Regions from separate parts of the Mus musculus genome. Here region 2 is linked to region 1. The links are chromatin contacts, found by POLR2A ChIA-PET in ENCODE. All regions are on one chromosome and are shown on one strand. Each heading gives the region's core, a stretch centred on a gene start or an enhancer-like site at or near the end of the contact. The rest is flanking DNA. Distances are from core to core; before and after follow the strand shown. Region 1 holds the start of Myo10 (myosin X). Region 2 overlaps Myo10 (myosin X).

The links. ChIA-PET counts read pairs that join two places held with the same protein, here RNA polymerase II (POLR2A).
Region 2: POLR2A ChIA-PET joins it to region 1 with 10 read pairs in embryonic stem cell. The contact joins the enhancer-like site here to the promoter of Myo10 in region 1. POLR2A ChIA-PET finds 5 or more read pairs at or near these places in 4 of 5 experiments (Patski and embryonic stem cell).

Annotation. Positions count from the first base shown.
Region 1 is chr15:25,620,665-25,624,646 of GRCm38, reverse strand. It overlaps Myo10 (myosin X), which reads right to left and starts at 2,097. Exons shown (of 41, transcript NM_019472.2): 1 at 1,617-2,097. The coding sequence starts at 1,637.
Region 2 is chr15:25,765,816-25,769,797 of GRCm38, reverse strand. All of the region lies in intron 19 of Myo10 (myosin X), which reads right to left. Among named protein-coding and RNA genes, the nearest start is that of Retreg1, 75 kb to the left of the region's middle. Within about 2 kb of position 1,914, at least 1 of the 3 ENCODE cell types and tissues checked has a DNase peak (open chromatin) inside an H3K27ac peak, as active enhancers do.

The DNA of each region.
Region 1 (3,982 bases), core at 848-3,347:
TCACTAGAAAGAGGAAAAATGAAAATAGGCAACCAGTAAAGACAACTTCACTGTTATTCCAATCACGGAGATCTCCTCACAGAGAAACACAGGTGAAAAGGAGTTTTTGGAATTACTGAATAGTCCCATAACTTAGAGGGGTTAGTGCTAGGGTTAAGTTTCCGCCACTAACACTAGGGGGCAGAGTTCTACCCAAGGGGAGACTTTGGTCTTCAGGCTTAGGGAGACTGGTGGCCCTTCAACAACCACACACAAGTTTTCTAAAAGATCACCAAGTCAAGAACTATTTTCCCTAGAGACAAAACCTCATTCTTCTTATAGATAAAAGCAACTAAAAACCCAGCCTAGCGGTAATTTACTGTTGTAGACCAACTCAAAAGTCCTGCTGCCTTCATACAGGTAGGAAACAAACACCCACGAATTTAAAAAGCCATTAAGGAGTCTCTAGTTTCTATATATTTCTGAGGTCTCTATTTTCTATATATTTCCCTTCTTTTAAGTAATGGATGGTTAATGTCTTTCCAGGATGCCTTTCAGGGTGACAGAGACAAACACTTTGGTAAAAGTCAATTCGAACATTATACAATACATCACTGTGGCCATTATAAGTAGCTGTCTGAGAGTACAGTAAGTGAACGTCAGACCTTGAAACACTATAGCCAATTAACTCTGACAAAGCAAGCTAGCCAAAGCACAGGCAAATTCTCACCACTCTGATTTGCTGGAAGATTCCAAGACTGTCCTGGATTCACAAAAACCTCACCCTGACTTTTCAGCAAAAAATCTCATCAGCCTCTCTCAAAGTCAGCTAAGTTTACTCTGAGCCACTTCAAACCTCAAAACTTAAACAGAATTTATTAAATAAACACAACCAAGAAAGGAATCGGGGCCAAGAAACCAGAGCGGCTCTCCATCCCTGGGGGAAAAGGGAACTTTCAAGTCCCGTCTCAAGTAACTGTGGTGTCCCGCCCTCAAAGACCCTAAAGCGGGCATCGGTTTCATCTTCTAAAATAACCATTGTTTGCCCTAAACAAATTTTATTTAAACTCGAATTCAAGATCTGCCAAAAAAAATGGCATTAAAAACAAGATCATTCGGTCTCGTACTCTGGAATTATCTGCAAACCCGACCTGAGCAGTACTAGTAAAGTAAGGACCCCAGACTTGAAAGCCCAATGAGGCAGGGCAAGCAGTGACCGAGGACCCAGCCGGCCGGCTCACACTTCGTTAGCCGGCTCCTCTGGAAGCCACAGGAAGCCCGCACGTTCAGCAAAGGAAGTCCCAGACCTTTCTTGGAGCAAGGCACCTCCCGGCTGCGCCTTTTACCGCGTTTCCTGCACCCGAGCCGTCCGGTCCGCAGCTCTCCCCCACCCGGCGCCCGGGGACTCACCTGGCGCGGAGTGTCAGCTAGCCACCCACGCCCGGGGACATGCGAGCGCAGGACAAACTCAAACCTGCCTAGGCTTACTCATCCGAGACTCGGGGCCGGCGGAGGGAGTGGGGTTTCAGGAGATTCCCACAAAGTTTCCCCTCCTGGGGACGCGCAGGCGCTGGGGCGCGCTCGGTGTGCCGGTCCGGGTCCCGGTCTCAGCCAGGTCCTCCCCGCCACTCACTCACCTCGGGAAAGAAGCTGTCCATTGTTCCGGCGCCCGCACCTTCCCGGCACGGCTCCAGTCGCGGAAGTCAGCGCAGCGGCAGGTCCCGGGAAGCCACGCGTGTCACGGTGCGCCTCGGGGCGACTCCAGCCCGCGGAGCCGCCGCTCTGCCATCCCCCGGTCGCTGCTGCTCCTCCGCACCTTTTGTCCGCGTCTCGGACCTCCTCTGTCCCAACCACAGCCTTTGTCTCTCCTTCCTCCAAGTTCCTCACTTCTGGGCGAAGTGCTCCCGGGAGGAGAACAGCTGGTGGCACATTCTTCCCGAGCTGGGGGAGGGCCGGCAAGGGGCTGGCGACGCGCCTGCCTCCCTTGGAGCTCCGCCGGGGGCGCTCGGTCCCAGCGGGGGTGGGGTGGACGACTTCGGATCACCAGCAAACCAACAACGGTGAGCTCTCCCGCCCCAGGCGCGGCCGGCTCTCACCAGCTCTCCGGTCTCGCTTACCCTTGTGCTCGGTCCGCCCCGCCCTCAATCCCAGCCCCCAATATATAACCACGCCTCCACGAGTAAAGCCACGCCTCCTACGGACCTGGCCCCGCCCCCAGAAACTCCTCCAACCTGCGGAGACTGAGCGTCTGCTCTCAAATATACCCAAACCCCGCCTACTCGACTCCTGGTCACGCCCATTATAGCCCCGCCCACAGCCTGCTCGGGCTTCCTACATGCCGCGCCCTCTCCCAGCTACCACCCAAACCACGCCCACCGGATGCGCGGCCCCGCCCCTCGGAGCCCTGCCCTGTGCTTTCCCTGAGAGCGGCGGGTGCGCGGAGTCCCAGCTACCGCCTAGATCCACTCTGAATCCATAGAGCAGTGTGCTTCTCCTGGGTCTTCTTGCCACCGGCCTAGGCGCTATTAGATGACTTGACTCTTCCCTCTGATCGTAGATACTAGAAAGTTACCCGGGACTGAAGAGGAGGGGCCCCACGGCGGTGAATGTTAGACACCCCAAGAACCTGCTCCACGTGGATCTCATCATTGCGACTCTATCGTGCGATCCCAGGACAGGAAGCGGAAAACAGGAATCTGAACTTTTGAAAGCTGCTTTTCCTTGTTGAGTTTCTCTGCTCCAAGTGGGTTTTTTGATAGCCACAGGGAAATGTTTTGTATACTGGAAGGGGACGTGTCCTATAGCACTTGTAACTGTAACCTCTTTTTCTGGACGTAAAGGAAGTAGAGCAGATGCGAGAGAGATGGGTAATTGCTCTCGGTTCACCAGGAGTCAGTCCTGATTCTCACCGAGACAACTCCAGCTTTATTGTGGCCAGGAATCTGGGGATCCTGTAACACGGACTGGGATTCCTAAGTCTGCTTTCCTAACAGGAGTCCAGAGGGCCCTCCAAAGCTGGTGCTTGGCCCACTGCAGAAAGAACTCCCAACAGCTCAGAAGGAGTTTCCTTCTGTAGCAGTTTAGCAAGATCAGGTCACCCAAGTACTGGATCTATGAACCCTTTGAACCAACCGGCTGGGTGTTGTCAGACTCACTCCGGAACCACACAGCTGGTCCAGCAGCAGGTTGTTAACTGGCAAGCTGGGAACAACAATGAACTGACTTGAGAAGTTCTACTTAAAGGATTTGTTAACTGCCAGCCGCTTGAGAAAGATACTTTCCAGGGCAGTCTTTCTGGAAACAGACACAGCCTTCACTATCCCAAGCTGCACCCTGCCTGGTTAGGTACCCGCTTCTTAGGTTTTTTTTTTTTTTTTTTTTTTTTTCCAGATGTTGGAAGATCAATCACATATTTGGCTTTTTCTTGATGTCCTATCCACCTGCAGTTGGGAGAGTCGAAGCTTGTGCTCAGACTGAATGAAATGGCTGAACATGTGAACCATCTTGTCATCTTTATTTGGGAATTTAAGCATTATTGAACTCCAAAGCATTACATTAGTGTTGGTGACCTTACTCCCATCTCCCCACTTTGAGGGAAGATTCAAGGTATAAACCAGTTAATGATACATGTGCTATGCCACGTGGCTGGTTTTTTCCACGGGTTTACACGAGGCTGAAGGAAGGTTAAGATGGAGCCAGAACAGATATCAAAAATGCTCAACACAACCAAAGTGCTTAGTCAAATGAGCTTTGCCACCAGCTGTGTTCAGGTAGGGCAGCTGAACAATTATGCCATTATCCCATTAATCTACACACATCTCTGCAAGAAAAATGATTTAAAGAGCTGGTTAGAGTATGTGGGTGTGAATTGGTTCCCAGCATCGGTCCTGTTCCAGACTCGTTGGGCAACCTTGGCCCCTGGCCTCTCAGAAGTCAACATCCGAGCCAATCCTAGCTCATCAGCTAAAACAGATGTGCTACGTTAACACAACACTTGGTAATA
Region 2 (3,982 bases), core at 665-3,164, 150 kb before region 1:
AAATAACTCCAAGTAAAAGGCTGAGTATCGCCTGTCACCAGGAGACTGAGCCCGGGGAATTTAAGGCAGGGACTATCTGTGACAGACCCTATCTGTGCATGCAGTGCAGCCAAAGGAAGTAGGTCAGAGAAGACTTGCCGCACTCCTTAAAAGCTCCAAGCTTGCTCCCCAGACATGGAGAAAGCATGTTTAAAGGCCCAGCAGGCATCAAGGCTTTTTAAATGCCTAAGGGCTGAAGGGAAGAGAAAGCCGGCCTACTGAAGGCAGGAGGAAGCACATTTTTAACATACGCTTGAAGAATTTAGTCAAATATGGGAAGAAAAAAAAAAAAAAGGAAAGAAAGATCTCTTAGGAAGTGTAAAAAGAGAAGAAGAAAGTATTTTTCTTCAGTCTGAAATAAGATGGCAAAATACCTAGACAACATCGTAAGGTAAATAAATCATGGGCAAATGTTTGCCACCGGAAATTTAAAGACGAGGGCACCAGGGCACCTGGGAATGAAGGGCAGAAGCTACATAGTGCAGGCAGAGACCGATATGTACACCCTTCTAAATCTGATTGACTCAAAATGTGACCCAGCCTTGGGTCATACACATCATGCAACAGGAATGGTGTCACCTGCCTATGGTAAAGGGGCATTTCAACTGTACTTAGTAAATCAAAGAAAACTGAGTTTCTTATCTTTGGTCCTTTCATCTGTCTGCCTGCCTGCCTGCCTGCCTGTCTGTCTGTCTGTCGATTACTGTGCTCTTCTCTGTGTGTCTGTGTAGCTCAGAGGGCCATCTCAGCTGTCATTTCTTAGGAGAGATTTTCTTATCTTTTGAGACAGGCCCTCTCACTGCATCTGAGTTCACTGATGACTAGCTGACCAGGGAGACCCAGGCATTTCCCTGTTTCTTCCTTTGCTGGGCACATAAGGATGTGCCACCCTGCCCAGCTTTCTGAGTTGGTTCTAGACACTGAACTCACATCCTAACTGAGCTGTCCTTCTGGCCTGTGCCTCCTTCCCAGACTCTTACCTGGAAACGTTAGGATGCCGCTGAGCATGGGGAAAACAATCCACAGACCGCAAGAAAAGCCTGGCAAAGCGTGGGTACGACAACCCTGCCCGCCGCATGGCGCCTGCCGGAGCGCCACACGCTGATGAGGTACCAGGGCACCCACGATCCCAGGACTAGGATAAAATCTCTGCACACCCTCGAGTCCCCTAAGCGAACCTTGGAGAATGCTGCATAACACAATGAGAAGGGTGGGCAGCTCAGAGGACGGCCATGTAACTGGTTCTAATTTCAGAGCAATGACTGCAGCTTGGAATGATGTCCCTGGCTATGGTTTCGAACCAACACCCTGCAGAACTCTTACCATCAATCACTGCTGCACTACACTTAACACTGAAGATCTACAGGGTTTTTACAACGTTGGGTTTGAAAGGCAGGAAATGACTGTCTCTAGAAGAGATGCGGTGTTATGCATATCTGACTATAAAATTCATAATGAGTTGTGATGACTGCACAGCTCATTGTAACTATCACCACGATTACCTAGTTAGTTTGTTTTTCGAGACAAAGTCTCATATACCCTAGCCTCAATTGGGTAACCTAGAATGACCTCCAACTGACCTTCCAGCCTCCTGAGATTATGCCTCATTTATGTGGTAGTAGGAGCTAAAAATAGGACTTCACATAGGCTAGACAAACATCCTCCCAACTGAGCTCCACCCCTAGCCCATAGAGTCTCAAAACTGAAGGAATTTCACACCATTCAACCTCAAGTCCTTCCTTCAGGAAGGAATTCCAAATCCTCAACGCAGGCAGCCTGGGCAGGAGCCATAGCTCTAGCTTCTCAGTGAGTGAGCCGTCCGGTTTCTTCAGCACACATAGCACCCTAGCAGAGACTCTGCTGCTGTGGGTGGCTTGTTCACTGTATTCCCTGGATGAGGAAACAGGAAGCAAGCACGGAATGATTCGCTGAAAGCAAGCGAGATTTTCTCAAGCCAAACCATGAGCCTGGGGCTCAGCTCAGTGCCAGGGCTCTCTCTCTTGCTTATTTATACCAGGCCTGAATCCCTGGCACCAGACAAATAAAAACTGCAGTTAGGAAAGTCAACTTTGAAGAGTTTTGCTTTCTTGGAAACAAATGCTCTATGTGGGTCAGATGCGCATACATCAGGCCTAACTGGACATGGGGTAAAGGAAGGGGTTCATCTCCACAGACAGTTCTCAGAGATGAAAACTTCTTGAGGGAAGAGATAAGGACAGTGGCCTGGTGGCACTGGTGGCAAAGGATGCGCTCTGTTCTGTAGTATTCCCGGAAGCAAATATGCTGGAAATACATTTGCCAGATTTTAGCATCAAACGGCTGGGGACCAATCTCTCAGTTGCTGACTTGGTTGAACATGCAATTAAAACAAAACAAAAAGAAGTCCAGTTTTTGTCAGGCATGGTGACACATACCTATAACCTAGCATTTGGGAGGCCAAGTAAGAGGATTACTAAGGGGGGATTGGGAAGGGAACCTGCGGTCTCTCTCCTTAATGATTGGGCAAGGTCAAGTGTGAAGTGACACCCTGTGAGTGCCACAGCCACCCTCTGAATCTCTGGTCCAGTGGGACCCTCCTGACCTAGTAGTACCTGGATTGATCTGCTTTTACAAGGGGCAATGATGGTAAACATTGAACTCACGTTACCAGTAGGAAGCCCAACCACAAACCTACCAGCAACAGCATTAGTGCCACGGAAAGCTAGCATGGACTCCAATTTTAGGCACACATTTTTGCAATTCTATTAGATAGGTTTCATTGCTATCCCCTTTTGATAGATGATGCACTCATTACCTGAAGCACAGAGAAGTTGATTAACTTGTCTAGGGTCACAGAGCACCTGCCTGCCAGACTCATACAGAGTTTCTGTTAAGACCTTTGCTAGCCACACTTGTAAGATATAAGTTCAAGAAGGGGATGGGAAATTTCCATAGCATCAAAGTACTTATTTAATAGTAGATAGACACCAAAATGTTCTGGGATGTTGAATTTTGACCTAAGGAGAAGGAACTAAGGTGCATATTTTACATATCAAAGCAGACCTGGCCTCTAGGTTCTCCCAGCATCCCTCAGTCCCTACCTGGCATGCCCTGCCTCCAATCTAAACATTGCAGCCCGGGCCTGGGCTGTCCTTCCTTATATAAAGCAGACATTTTGTACCCCCACCCCACTTCTCTCTCTGCTCATGTTCTTTCTCTTTCTCATCCCCCAAATCCCTTCTCCCCCTGCCCCCCCACCATGGTAACTTCCCTAGCCTCCTTCCTTAGGGCGAGTAAATTTACCCAAGAGCAGCTTCCCAATAAAACCTATGTGTATTTAATATAATCTAATCTGGCTCGAATCGGCTCACTTCACTGTCAGCGAACTAATTTATCACCAGTATTCCTGAATGAACTTCAGCATAAGAGCTATTTTGGGAATAGCCCAAATAGAAATCCAGTCTGGGGACTGGGGAGATTGCTTTGTGGTTAAGAGCACTGGCTGCTCCTCCTATAGGACCCAGGTTCAATTCCCGACGCCCACACGGGAGCTCACGACTATCTGTAACTCTAGTTCCAGAGGATCCGGCACCTTCTCACAGACACACATGCAAACAAAACACCAATGCACATAAAGGAAAGGGAGAAGAAAGAAACCCACGGGTAAGGCAGTTAGAGAGGGAGCCGCCAAAGAACAGCCATGCGAGGCATGAGGACTTCAGTTCAAATCCCGGCACCTACACGAAAAGTTGGTATATAGTTGAGTGCAATGTAACCCCAGCTCTGAGGGGCAGGGCACTGGGAGGCTCACCGAGCCTGCTTGCCGCCTGTTTGGTTCCAGGTTCAGCTAGTGTCTCTCTCAAGAGGATACAGCAGAGAAGATAGAAAGGCTGCCCAATGTCTTCCAGTGGCCTGTTTACATATCTGCACGCGCACGCACGCGCACACACACCATCATACCCAC